2 separate regions of the Homo sapiens genome follow, and region 2 is linked to region 1. The links are chromatin contacts, found by Hi-C in ENCODE. All regions are on one chromosome and are shown on one strand. The core of a region is the stretch at or near the end of the contact, and the rest is flanking DNA. Distances in the headings are between cores, read along the strand shown. Region 1 overlaps DNAJB5 (DnaJ heat shock protein family (Hsp40) member B5). Region 2 has its middle 27 kb from the start of RUSC2.

Evidence for each region. Hi-C counts contacts between places; a loop is a spot of excess contacts on that map. Pooled maps may share reads with other maps.
Region 2: a map of heart right ventricle shows a loop between it and region 1 (8-fold over the local background). The contact joins two enhancer-like sites. A Hi-C loop is called at or near these places in 2 of 168 maps with a recorded cell type or tissue (heart right ventricle and mammary epithelial cell) and 7 of 50 pooled maps.

The regions. Positions count from the first base shown.
Region 1 is chr9:34,997,522-35,004,604 of GRCh38, forward strand. It overlaps DNAJB5 (DnaJ heat shock protein family (Hsp40) member B5), which reads left to right. Exons shown (of 5, transcript NM_001349723.3): 5 at 1-907. It also overlaps the pseudogene LOC100420114. Among named protein-coding and RNA genes, the nearest start is that of DNAJB5, 11 kb to the left of the region's middle. RefSeq lists an enhancer at 5,803-6,303. Within about 2 kb of position 4,415, at least 3 of the 41 ENCODE cell types and tissues checked have a DNase peak (open chromatin) inside an H3K27ac peak, as active enhancers do.
Region 2 is chr9:35,459,867-35,466,949 of GRCh38, forward strand. It overlaps the pseudogene ATP8B5P. Among named protein-coding and RNA genes, the nearest start is that of RUSC2, 27 kb to the right of the region's middle. Within about 2 kb of position 4,510, at least 2 of the 41 ENCODE cell types and tissues checked have a DNase peak (open chromatin) inside an H3K27ac peak, as active enhancers do.

The sequences.
Region 1 (7,083 bases), core at 3,165-5,664:
GCAGTGGCTGGAGAGTGACCTGAGTGCTACTTGAAGATATGTAGAGATTCCTTATCCATGCCTGTACATAGCATGTCCTCCTCCCCTCAGCTTTGCTAATACCAGTCCCCTCCCTTCCCTTTGGCTTCCTGCTGTTGGGGGTGGAAAAGACTAGAAAGGACATTGCTTTCTCAGCCCCACCCCCAGGTCCACAGTGTCCAAGGTAATGGCACACATATTCATGCACAAGAAGCACTCACCTAGAGCTGTCTGTGCCTCTCTGGGAGAAAGGAGAGAGGATAAGAAGGGAAAGTTCACAACCTGTGAACAGGGACTTGAGCACGAGACACTTTTCATCTGGAGCAGGGGGGTGAGCTCCTCAGCAGCCTCCGTAACAGCTGCCCTGCCTACACCTGCAGAGCTGGAGGTTCTGTCCTCCCTGCTGCTCTCAGGAGTGTTCAAGGGTGGAGGGCAGGGAATGGGGCCTGAGGTATTAAGGCTAAGAGGTGGGGGACAGGGCCCATCTACCAGCCTTCATCAGGAAGGGAAAGGGCTTTGGGGTCAGGTGGCAGCTATTCCCCACCAAGAGATTCAGGGTCACAGGTTTTTCCCCACACCTCTGAACTCAGGGCCTAGCCACCCCCAAACTTCCAAATCCCACTTTTGTGATATGTGAAGCTACTCATTTCTTACCCTTGGAGGCTGTGTGGGGAATTTCCAGCCCTTTTATGCCTGTGTGATCCCACCCCACCCCCATAGTTGTATAAAGGTCATAGTGAAGAAGCTGGGGGAAGACTGCTTCAGCCAGATCCTGGGGTGGGGTCTTTAGGTTTTCTCACTTTGACAACCCCCGAATGTTTTTATAGTAGTTTTTTTGTATTTTTTTGTAATGACAGTATTATGTAAAAAATAAAGTATTTTAAAAATATGGCATCTGAGCAGGAGCAACAAACCTGGGATGGGGGTGGCTGAGGAGGGCCACTGTCATCCTCCCTCCCGGGCTCTGGTCACCTTTGAGAAGCCCAAGCAGGCCCTCAGTATAAGCTGAAGCTGACCTCTGCCTTCCTCGAAGCCTCCTGGGATTTCTAAAACTTATACTTCAAACACAGCACAGACAGAAAGTACCACTCAGCTATTAGAAGAAACATCTATTTGGGAAGGAAAAATATCCCTGCTCATGAGAGACAGAGACCATTGTCTTCAGATGTGCTAGCATGAAAACAGATTTTCTCTTCTTGTCTAAATTTTCTCTGAGTCAGACAAATTTTCCTTCTAGGAGAAAATTTTTTTCTAGGAGGGGGTGGAGAACTTTTTTTTTTTTTTTTTTTTTTTGACACGGAGTCTTGCTCTGTCGCCCAGGCTGGAGTGCAGTGATGCGATCTTGGTTCACTGCAGCCTCTGTCTCCTAGGTTCAAGCGACTCTCCTGCCTCAGCCTCCGAGTAGCTGGGATTACCGGCATGCACCACCACACCCGGCTAATTTTTGTATTTTTGGTAGAGACAGGGTTTCACCATGTTGCCCAGGCTGGTCTCAAACTCTTGACCTCAAGTGATCCGCCTGCCTTGGCCTCCCAAAGTGCTGGGATTACAAACATGAGCCACTGCTCCTGGCGAGGCTGAAGGACTTTCTGGCTGACTAGAAGAGCTACCCCCAAGTGTTTGGGCCCGGAGTGAGGAGAGTAGCACTCTTGTGCAGGATATTGATTTCACGGAGGATGGTGAGCGAGAAACCACTATCTGGGGGGGGATATCTGTGGTGACGAGGATTTATTTGACTGTAATGTGCTATGTACGATGAACGACTGAATGTACGATGAAAAGTACTGGTCGATATTCCTGTGGGAAGGTATGTTCTTTGGAAGTATGGAGTTGATGTATTATAATTAAGGTTTTATGGTTCTGGCTTATAAGCATGTTCTATGAACAATAGCTGTGAAAAGTGCTTTCATATGTGCTATGTACAGTTAAACACTTATAGTACTATATAATATTCATGGTGGCTAGCAGTAAAAGACAGAGCCTGGACATTGGAGAGGGTAGCCAGAGGTACCTGGCCTCCTTGGCCCACGCTGGTGAGGCCTGGCTATGGACACAGGCTCCCTGAGAAGCACTGAACACAGCTGCAAATCCTCAAATCTCAGTTATCTAGGGATGTCTGTCCTGGCCTCTGACCTGCCTGTGTCTACAGAGACAACTCTGGCCCTCAGGACCTGAGTGGTGGCTGCATGAGGGGGCACTTGTCCCTTTCCTGCGGTCTGGGTAGAAGGAGCCCTATAGTTGAAGAAATGCCCATCTGCGGGCTCTGCCTAGCCCTGGACATCCTCCTGGGGCTGACTTTGAGCATGAATCCCACATCTTCTCCAGGATCAGGCCCATGACAGTCATGCCCTCCTGAGTGCCAGTGTCCCCAGTACTATCCAGACAGCACTGCCTTTAGCTGGGCCAGGCTTAAGCTGACACTAATTGGCTTTTTTCCCCACAATAAAGACACTGAAAAAAACCTCCTCATCCTTTCACCTGAGGTACTTTTGTACCCCGTTCGAAAGGAGAAAATGTGCAGAAACCAGGGGGTCTTGCTTACAAGGGTATCTGCTAATCCCCTGGCCTGAGCAGGGAGATGCCCGCACCCTACATCCCCTACTCAATGCTCTCCTCCTTTGGGGCTCCTAGGGTAGCCTCTCTCTTGACTTGTGGCTAAATTCTTGTCCAGGATTTTTCCTGAGGCCTGAAGATTTGGGATTCTGGTCTGCTGGGCCAAACTGCTCCCTTTGGCCTCTGTGTAGACACACAAGACCTGGGAAATTATCATGTCCTGCTGAGCACACTCTGGGGATAGGATTTTTTTTTTTTTAGACAGAGTTCACTCTTGTTGCCCAGACTGGAGTGCAATGGCATGATCTCGGCTCATCGCAACCTCCGCCTCCCAGGTTCAAGCGATTCTCTGGCCTCAGCCTCCTAAGTAGCTGGGATTATAGGCGCCCACCATCACACCTGGCTAATTTTTGTATTTTTTAGTAGAGACGGGTTTTCACCATGTTGGCCAGGCTGGTCTTGAACTCCTGACCTCAGGTGACCCTTGGCCTCCCAAAGTGCTGGGATTACAGATGTGAGCCACCGCGCCCAGCCGGGAATAGGATTTTGAGAGCCTAGAAGCAAGGCTATCTGAGGCAAGGGACACTTCAATGAGAAAGTCCTAAGGCTGACTGCAACCTTACCTGCAATTTGAACCTTACCCTTCTTAGAGACTGCATGAGGAATTTCTGCTATTGTGATGCCTGTGTAACCATCCCTAGAGACAGGCATGCATGCACAGAGCTGTAGAAAAGTCAAGATAGTAAAAGAGCTGTGGGAGAGACTAGTTCAATCTGGTCCTGAGGGGTTGGGGTCTTTATCGGGTTTTCTCACATTGATAAGCCCTTGAATGTTTTTATAGTAGGGGTGTGTGTGTATGTGTGTGTGATTTTGTAATGACAGTACTATGACAATCATTTGCTCATCTTGTATGACAGTAATATCCCCTTAAGGCTTGGCCATCCTGGATCTTGGGCAACCAGTATTCTTGGTTGGGGAGTATTCCTTAGTCACCGGAGCTCCTTGACTACTCAGATAGGCATTTATCTCCTGGACATCTTCCTGTTGTGGCTTAGGAACTGAAGTCTCTTTGGACTTCCTACCTCCCTGTCTTCTTCGGCTCTTAAAGAAATACCTAATCTCCCATATCCTTTTCCTAAAGAAAAAACTCCAAGAAGATGCTATGCTCTGTGGTGAGCCCCTTCTGCCTCCAGACAATGCTCCTCCATGGCCAGAGTCTGTTGGGATACAACTCCACTCTCATCTGTTGGGTGTGTCCTGCCTTTGTCTAACTTGAAGTAACTCTGGACTGCCTCTCTTGGCCCTCAAATAGTCCCACTCTGACACGACTTGTCCATGGAGAGGGCAAAAGGAGCTAAAAAGTTTGTTTGCTCTCCTCCTTGAACTCAGGGTCCTCTGGACTTCCTTGCTCACAGTTGAGGAGGCAGGGAAAGGACTTCCAGGGTGGGGGTTGAATTTCTTGTGATCAGCTTATCTCCCGACCTGCCTGTTTGTTTCAAGGAACTAAGCAACCTCAATTTAGCCATCCCTGAAACATGGGTGGCTGAGGGATAAAGGTGGACTTGGGAAAGGAGCCATGATTGGGTCTCTATCACCTTAAGTTTTACAGATTCAGAGACTTTAAAGAGGTAAACTCTATCTCTGCCATGCTCAAAACCATACCACTTAGGCTTCTAGTGCCTGTGTAGCACCTGCATCAAGAAAGGAAAGCTTCCAAGAGGTATTTAGGCAGTGTTCCTGCACTGAGGGTGCCAAATTTCCAGTTTTCAAGTAGCTATAGGACTTCCCAGAAGGGAGCAATATATCACTGTCAGCAAGCTATGAACAACACACATATATAGGCCACCTGCCCAAGTGAACTTTCAGGGTGTTTTCCAGTTGCTTCCAGTCTAGGTTCTCTCTTGAATGCATTTATGTCATTTCCTGACCCATTCCTTGAGTGACTCAACAAGTCATTTTTTTTGGTCTCCTCTGATGAATCAGCCCCCAAAACCCCTACTGAGTAGCTTTCTGAACACCTTGATAGGTTACCTTTGGGACTCTTTCTCAGGCTATGCCTCAGACCCTTCCCTAGGTCATTCTGAAACTTGGCGGGGGGCCCCTCATATGGAAGCTTCTTGGGTGCCCAATCAATTCTTCCTTAGACCCTTGCTGCTTTGACCCATAAGTACCTTGAGGGCTGTAAGAATCTATGATTGTTCCTTAGCTGAGATGTGTCTGTTATTTGCCCTGAGGCTGCATCGGCACCAAAAGCTCTTGGATCCTCTAGGCCAGGACCCACTAGTGCTACATGAGCCTCTTTCAAAAGCAGTGCTCTAGTTGGTTCCAAATATTATTGCTTATAGGAAATTCTCTAGGAAGAATAGAAAATGGCACATAGTCCTGGGAGGCCAGGCTGTACTGAACAAGGTTGGGAGATGGAAGACAAAATTCTTCCTAAGATCTCTGAATTACAGAGTAAAAACTAGAAATTCTCAACAAATGTTGAGCTTCAATTGGGGTGACAGACTATACCTCATTCTGCGTCCTAGGAAAGGATACCCCAGAAGCCTTAATCTGGGGTGAAAAAGAAAGTAATAGGAGCAGGAATGAGGATTGAAGGTGGGCCCAAGGTAGGTGCTGGGATGAAACAGAGTTTGGGGCTGGGGGAGCAGTGGGGAACCTTTAGCCTGTATTTAAACCAGAAAGTGAAAGTGGGCATTAGAGATTCTACTGACTAAAACAAAGAGAGACTCCAGTGCAAAATAATCACCAGAAGTCAGGACAGTAGCCACCAGGGCCTCACTGTGCAGAGGTGAGACTCCAGGAGAGATGGTTCCATCCCCCAAGATTTTGGAATTTGGGAGCTGCTGAGGATGTGCAGCTGCTCTGGTTTGTCTTTGGTGCTCCACAGTGGTTGGGAGCCTATGTTGTCCTGTATGCCAGCAAGTGACTCTAAAATAGTTCCAGAAAAATTTATGTATATACCCCTCCAGCAAAGACTGGTAGACTCATTGGGTGCAATCACTTAATGAAACCTCTGTCTAGTCTTTGGCTAAGCTAGCCAAGCAGACACTTCAGTGGCCACACACAACAAAAAAAAATACACAATTTACACAATTAGTAAAGTCACGACACAAGCAAACAACAATGACAAATAGCAACAACAAAGCTTGGGGTCGGGGTGGGGAGTCTGATTTCCAGAAATGCCACATTATACTTGCCAGGCCTCTGAGCCCAAGCTAAGCCATCATATCCCCTGTGACCTGCATGTACACATCCAGATGGCCGGTTCCTGCCTTAACTGATGACATTCCACCACAAAAGAAATGAAAGTGGCCTGTTCCTGCCTTAACTGATGACATTATCTTGTGAAATTCCTTCTCCTGGCTCATCCTGGCTCAAAAGCTCCCCTACTGAGCACCTTGTGACCGCCCCCCCTGCCCGCCAGAGAACAACCCCCCTTTGACTGTAATTTTCCTTTACCTACCCAAATCTTATAAAACGGCCCCACCCCTATCTCCCTTGGCTGACTCTCTTTTCGGACTCAGCCCGCCTGCACCTAGGTGAAATAAACAGCCTTGTTGCTCACACAAAGCCTGTTTGGTGGTCTCTTCACACAGACGCGCATGAAATTTGGTGCTGTGACTCAGATTGGAGGACCTCCCTTGGGAGATCAATCCCCTGTCCTCCTGCTCTTTGCTCTGTGAAAAAGATCCACCTACGACCTCGGGTCCTCAGACCCACCAGCCCAAGGAACATCTCGCCAATTTTAAATCGGGTAAGCGGCCTCTTCTTACTCTCTTCTCCAACCTCTCTCACTATCCCTCAACCACTTTCTCCTTTCAATCTTGGCGCCACCCTTCAATCTCTCCCTCTCTTACTTTCAATTCCTTTCATTTTCTGGTAGAGACAAAGGAGACACATTTTATCCTTGGACCCAAAACTCTGGCGCCAGTCACGGACTAAGGAAGGCAGCCTTCCCTTGGTGTTTAATCATTGCAGGGACACCTCTCTGATTTTTCACCCATGTTTCAGAGGTGTCTGACCACATGGGGACACCTGCCTTGGTCCTTCACCCTTAGCAGCAAGTACTGCTTTTCTAGGGGGCAAGAACCCCCCAACCCCTTCTCTCCATGTCTCTACTCCTCTGCTTTTCTAGAGGGCAAGAACCCCCCCAACCCCTTCTCCTTCACCCTTAGCTGCAAGTACCACTTTTCTAGGGGGCAAGAACCCCCCAACCCCTTCTCTCCGTGTCTCTACCCCTTCTCTGCTTTTCTGGGGGCAAGAACCCCCGATCCCTTATTTCTGTGCCCCAACCTCTTATCTCTGTGCCCCATCCCTTATTTCCACGCCCTGACCCCTTATCTCTGAGCCCCGATCCCTTATTTCCATGCCCCGACCTCTTATCTCTGCGCCCCGATCCCTTATTTCCGCACCCCAACCTCTTATCTCTGTGCCCCGATCCCTTATTTCCACACCGCAATCCCTTATTTCCGCACCCTGACCTCTTATCTCTGCACCCCAACCCCT
Region 2 (7,083 bases), core at 3,260-5,759, 460 kb after region 1:
GCTGGGTTAAGGGAATTTTCAGTGGTTAATGATAAATCATCTTTTTCTAACAGAATAGCCCTATACTTTAAGATTTTTTAGTAAGCTACCTTTTTGCTTTTTGACTTAGGATAGTTCTGAACTGGTGAGGTGTGCTCACAATGAGGTTTCCTCTAAAAGTTATTTTTCTACTTTCTTCTGTTAGTAAAGCAGTTGCCGCTATAGATTGAGTGCATTTGGGCCATCTGCTGGTTACTGGGTTAAGGATTTTTGATAGGAAGGCTACAGATTGTCAGTGGCCTCAGTGCTTTCGGGCTACACCCTTGTTTACACTGACAAAGAGGTGGTATTGGAGTGTTATAGGGTCACAGAGAAGACCTTCAATTATCAACTATAGGTTTTAAATTTACCCTGGCTTTTAAAGGAATAGGGTACACTGTTTTTTTCTTTACTACTTCTATTTTTCTCTTTCTTTCTCTTTGACTTTCTCTCTTTCTCTCTTTGACTCCCTCTTTGTCTCTCTGCCTCTTTCCCCTCTCTCTCTGCCTCTCTTTCCCCTCTCTCTCTCTGCCTCTTCCCCCCCCCACACACCTCTCTTTCCCCTCTCTCTCTCCCTCTTTCCCCTCTCTGTCTCTCTCTGCCTCTTCCCCCCCACACACCTCTCTTTCCCCTCTCTCTCTGCCTCTTTCCCCTCTCTGTCTCTCTCTGCCTCTATCCCCTCTCTGTCTCTCTCTGCCTCTCTTCCCCCCCACCGCGTCTTTCCCTCTCTCTCTGTCTCTGCCTCTCTTTCCCTCTCTCCTCTCTGTCTCTATCTCGCTCTCCTCTCTGTCTGTCTCTCTCTGTCTCTCTCTCTCTTCCCCTAGGGTAGGGACCTACGGGAGTGGAACTACTCTCTCTTCCCCCAAGAAGAAAGGAAAGGGCAGCGGGGGGGTTGTGTCAGGTTCAACCCTTGAAATTAGCAGAAGGCTCAACCCCTCAACACCAGGGATGTCTCACCTTGCCCGTCCTGGAAGGCTCAACCCCTCAAGCCAGGGGGTGTCTTGCCTGTCCTGGAAGGCTCAACCCCTCAAACCAGGGGGCATCTTGCCTTGTTTGCCCTGGAAGGCTCAACCCCTCAAACTAGGGGGTGTCTTGCCTGTCCTGGAAGGCTCAACCCCTCAAACCAGGGGTGTCTTGCCTGTCCTGGAAGGTTGATCTGTTTCTCCCCTTTTCCCCCTCTGAAGGTCCTTTGCACACTTCCTACTCATGCTGCCCTCTCTGGCTGCTCCCCCAAGGTAGAATCAGGCCCTTCTTAGTGTTGGCATGCCAGTATAAATCCTATGGCAGGATCCGCCCTAAGCCATATGAGGTAGCTGTGGAACTGCAGAGAGGACCCACTCACTCCGTCGAGCAGTAGGACTTGTCACCATCCACATGAATAACACCACAAGCAGGGTTGTTGGTGATCATTCACACACACACACATTTAGCCCTCCAGAATTTGACCACCAAGGAAGTACTTTACGGGCTCCCATGGCATCTCCTTCCTTGGTCTGTGCAGAGTCATCACTGCAGTATGTGAGGATCATTTAAGCTAGGTTGCTGGCCAGTACCCCCTCTCCCTGACCCCTCGTGTTGTTAAGAGCTCAGGTTATTCCTCACACTGGGTGGGTCTTGATTTCTCACCCCTGAGGCCGCCACAATAGGGCCGGGTGCACCTCCTCACGAGAGAGAACCAGAGACAGTCCTGGAGGGGAATGTAATCCTGGACGAGCCCCCCAAATTGTTATATATAAAGTTTTGGTGCCACAAAAGAAATAGCATTCAAATATAAAATTTTCTTTTTAATTCTCAGCAAGGCAAGTTACTTCTATATAGAAGGGTGTGCCCTTACAGATGGAACAATGGTGAATGCACACTTGGACAAGGGAGGGGAAGGGGTTCTTATCCCTGGTGTACGTGGTCCCTGCTGCTGTGTCATTCCCCTATTGGCTAGGGTTAGACCACACAGGTTAAACTAATTCCGATTGGCTAATTTAAAGAGAATGATGGGGTGAGTGCTTTGGCAGGAGTCAGGGCAGAAGAGCAGGTAGCAGGTAATTGGAATGATTTCGGGTGGAGCAGGTGATCAGAATGAGTCAGGGTGGAGTAGGTAATCGAAAAAGGTTGCTTTATGAGGAAGTTAAGTTTAAAAGTAGAAGGCAAATAACTGAATATACTGACATATTAATTCTCTGAAAAGAAATTTAGAACTCATATCTAACAGGAGAGAGTGGCATGACATATTTAAAATGCTGAAGGGGAAAAAACTTTACCTAGACTAGTATATCTAGTAAAAATATCTTTCAAACATGAAGGAAAAAGAAAGATTTTTCCAGACAAACAAAAGTTGAGCAGTTTCATTAACATCACACTTGTCCTACAAAAAAATGCTGAAGAGAGTCCTTAAACTAGAAAGAAAAGGACGTTGAGCAATAAGAAATCAGCCACCATACCTGGCTTCATTGTAGTTTTGATTTGCATTTCTCTGATGATCAGTGATGTTGAGCACCTTGTCATATACCTGTTTGCCATCTGTATGTCTTCTTTTGAGAAGTATCTATTCAGATCTTTTGTCCGTTGTTAAATTGGACTATTAGGTTTTTTCCTGTAGAGTTATTTGAGCTCATTATAATCCCAGCACACAGGCAACCAAAGCAAAAATTGACAAAATGGGATCACATTAAGTTTAAAATCTTCTGCACAGCAAAAGAAACAATTAGCAAAGTGAAGAGACAACCCACAGAATGGGAGAAAATATCTGCAAACTGTCCATCTGACAAAGGATTAATAACCAGTCCCAAACAAAAGAACTGCTTTTGAAAGAAATTTAACAACCTACCTGCAGAGAACTAAGGCTTGTAAATCTGAGTGTCAGCACTTAGAGTAAAACCCACTTAATTTTAAATTTGGGGGGCTTGAGTTTGCCTGCAAGTTTCTTGTACATCCTAGGGTGAAATTTGTTAAAAAACGTATTCTTTCTACCAACAGAGAACTCATGGTTTCCCATTCAAGGGAGTGGCCTGTTAGGAAAACAAAATTAACCAAAAGAAATGAAATCTACTCCAGCAACCTATAATAATCAAACTATTATTTTACTTATATTTTTAAGTGGACTAGAGGGAAACAAGTAGCATAAAAAGGTGGATGAGGATGAACAAATAGAATAACTGACCCTGGAAGCTGGGTGTGGTTCCCAGCTACTTAGGAGGCTAAGGCAAGAGGATCACTTGAGCCCATGAGTTCAAGGCTATAGTGCACCATTACTGCACCTGAGAACAGCCACTGCACTCTACCCTGGGCAACTTAGCAATATCCCATCTTAAAAAAAAATACCTGAACCTAGAATAAACAAATTATATTTCAGGGAAGAGAAAAGAAAAGAACTTTAAAACATTTTTATGACTAGTCTCAGAGAAAAGAAACAATTACATATATAAAATAAGAATAGGTTGCTTTAAAAGGGGGAAAGAAGAAAAATATCTAAGAACAACAACAAAATAGAATTTGGGAAATCAAAAATGGGATTGCTAATATTTTTTTAAAACCCATTAAAGGATTAAAATCTCTCCTGGACCATAAAACAAAAAGACACAGAGACAGAAAATATTAGAGAAATAATTTGTTTTTAAACAGAGGATCAAACTAGAAAGGTTTAGTTACAGAGAAGAGAAATCCCTTTAAAATTCTTATAGAGATAAAAATAAGATATTAACAAAAATGGGAAGCAGATTGGTATCGGATTTCTCAAAAGCACCATTGGGTCCTAGAAACCAGTAGGGTCATACCTTCAAAGTTCTTAGTGAAAAATATTTTGACCTAGAAATCTGTACCCAGGAAAACTGCAAGTCAAGTAAGAGAGCAAACTTGTTCCTACCCTAGGACCTTTACCCTTGCTGGCAATGTCTGCCCCCAAGTCTTTGCATGGCTTGCTTCTTTTTCATCATTTAATGCTACCTTTTCAGATAAAAGGTCTCTAACACCCCCATCAAGACCCTCTATTCTATTAACCTGTTTTATTTTCCTCACAGCATTTATCACTAAATGGTATTTTTTTCATTTCTTGTTTGTTGTCTACCTCTCTCCACAAGGATGTTGTCTTTTTTCACCACTGTGTCCCTAAGTCCCTGGAACGATCCTTGACATATAATGGGAGCTTCATTATTATTTGTTGAGTGAGTGAAAAAAATGAATGAACGTCTTAGCCAACAGATTATGAGCCTCTACAGTAGAAATTACACCATATTCATCTTCATATTTTTGGAAGTGCCTTGCACAAAGTAGTGCTTAGTAAATCTCTATTGAATTATTAAATGAAGAAATGTTCTTGAATTAGCTAGGTTCTTATCAGCTCAGCAGTTTTGTTTCTGTGGTATTTGTGCCAGGACATTGTCAATTAGTCATATGTAAAACACTTCCATTTCTTGAAGTAAACTGAACCAGAAATCCTTCCTGATTTAAACACTTCATTTTCCCCCATTTTTTGGAAATGCCTCTTAGAAGAAAATCTGGCAGACACAGGAAGCACGTTTAGCAAAGCTCCTTCCTGATGAGCCCACCGCTGAGCTGGGGGTTAGATCCCTTCTCTCTCCCCAGTGACCAGAACTCCCAGTGACAATGCCTTCTAAATCATGATCTGTTAACTAGGAGTGTATTTGTGAGACAAATGAGCAAAGTGCATGAAATTGAAATGGTGCCAGAGATCCAGGATCTCCTTCTGGGGTAAGGCACAATGTAAAACACAGATGTGAAGGGCCAAAAGCCCAAGGAGTGCTTTCTTTTGACAGGCTGCCTGAGGCCAGGGAGCACCTTTATGAGACCAGTGGCCTTGATTTTGGTCAGTTTTGTCAAGAGTGACAAAATTATTTATTTCACTCTTTATTGAAGCCACTTTTTGCTAAATGGGAGGCTGTCTGTGCTTCTTTGGTCTGACTAGCTCTGGTATTAAGTAATCTCTAGGGTCTGTAGCAATAACCAAACAAACTGATGATTTATTGTTTCTTTCTCCTTATGGAAAGGAAGTAAAGTGAAGCTTTAAAGACTAAGTACCAAAAAACCCTATCACAATAAAAAGAAATGTAGAACATCTGCAAGGGCTTTGAAGGCCTCATGATGGCAGGAAAAGCTCTAGCAATGAAGAAAGAAAACACTGTGCCCTACACCTTCAGGATTCAGGCTGTCAGGGTAGCCCTGCTTTCTGGGGCTTGGGCTGATAAGAAGTGGTCTTCCTTTCTGGTGGCTTAGTTTGAGCAGTAGAACTCAAACTCAGATCAATAATTCACTGAGGCTTTATCTGAACCATGAGAATAGCTTTGTTTTCACATGATTAATTGAAGAGAAAGATAAGAAGTGGGAATAAGATTGAGAAGGAAAGATTGCATGGCCCCAGAGAAACCCTCATCACAAAGAGCTGAGCTACTCAGTGTGAATCTGGACTGGGCTAGGAATAAAAGCAGATTTTATGTGTTTTATCCCAATTCTCCTTTGTTTTGTTGTTCCCCGGCCCCTCACTCAACTCTCAAATACCAGTTTTTGATACTGAATGATATTAAGCGTTTAGTGCTAATTTTTAAGTGATACTGGTTTTGATTGTGTTTTAAAATAAGATCTTAACCATTTAGAACTATATATTAAACAGATGAAATTGCATAATGTGACAGATTTATTCTGAGAAGGCAGGGGAAGAGGAGGTTTGGATGAAATTAGACTGGCTATGAATTGACAATTGTTGAAGCTGGGTGATGGGTACACGGGTGCATGGGGGTTTGTTGTCCTATTTATATACTTTAATTGGTGTTTTAAATTTTCCATAATAAAAAATAATTTAAAATATCAGTTTCTGGGAATGGTCCCAGTTAGACCTGTTCCTCCTACTTTTCTAGTCTTGTCTTCAAAGACCTTCCCATCAGTAGCACAAAGATGAAACCTCCCATTATCTAGCAATGGGGATGGTTTGCTTTGAGCCAGCCATACTTTGTGACCAAGGTCACAGATGTGAAGACTCTTGGGTAGATGTAAAGACTGTTGGGTAGACTTCGAGGTGGTTCAATAACATCATGTTGTCTCTAGAGGCAGGTGGACATATAGTGCTGGTAGGAATGTAAAATGGCATAATAACTTTGGAAAACATTTGGCAGTTTCTTAAAAAGTTAAAGATAAATTTTTTATAGGATCCAGTGATTGTACTCCTAGATATGTACAAAGGAAATGAAAGCTTATGTCCATGCAAAGACTTGTACACAGATGTTCCATACAGCCTTGTTTACAATAGTCAAAAACTGGAAACAACCCAAATGTTCAATAAAAGAAAAATTAGTACACAAATTGTGCAATATCAATACAATAGAACACTACTCAGTATTAAAAAAATGAACAATTGATAGATGCAAAAACATGGATGAATCCCAAAGTCATTATGCTAAGTAGAAGAAGCCAGAAAAAAAGAGTACATACTATATGATTCCATTTGTATAAAATCTAAAAATTTCAAATATTCTAAAGTGTCAGAAAGCAGATTAGTGGTTGCCTGAGGACCAGGGGAAGGGAGAAGTGGGAAGGTGGGGAGGAGGAATTCAAAGGGGCACGAGAAACCTAGGAATAATGAATATTTCACTAACTTGAGTATGGTGATGGTTTCACAGATATGTGTGTGTATGCGTGTGTGTGTATGTCTAGTATATAGTTGTATACTTTAAATATGTGTGATTTTAGGGGGATAGTGACTGAAAGGGGACATAGGGTGGTTTATGGGTGCTGAGAATATTCAATTTATTTGTTCTGGGTATTTGTTCCATTAGTGTGATTACTTTGGGAAAATTCATCAACATATATCTGTGATTTCTGCATATGTCTTTATGTGTGTTAATAATTAAATGTTAAATAATCAAAAATAGAGGGCATCAGATTAATCTGGAACTATGAGTAGTATAGTTGTATTAGTCAAAATAAGATAACCAAAATAAAAAAACAGCCTTAAAATCTCAGTGACATGTGACAATACAATGAAGGTTGTTGTGGGGAGGGGCAGCTTGCTCCACCAATAACTCAGGAACACTCTTTCTAGCTAATGGCCCCACCAACCTCTTG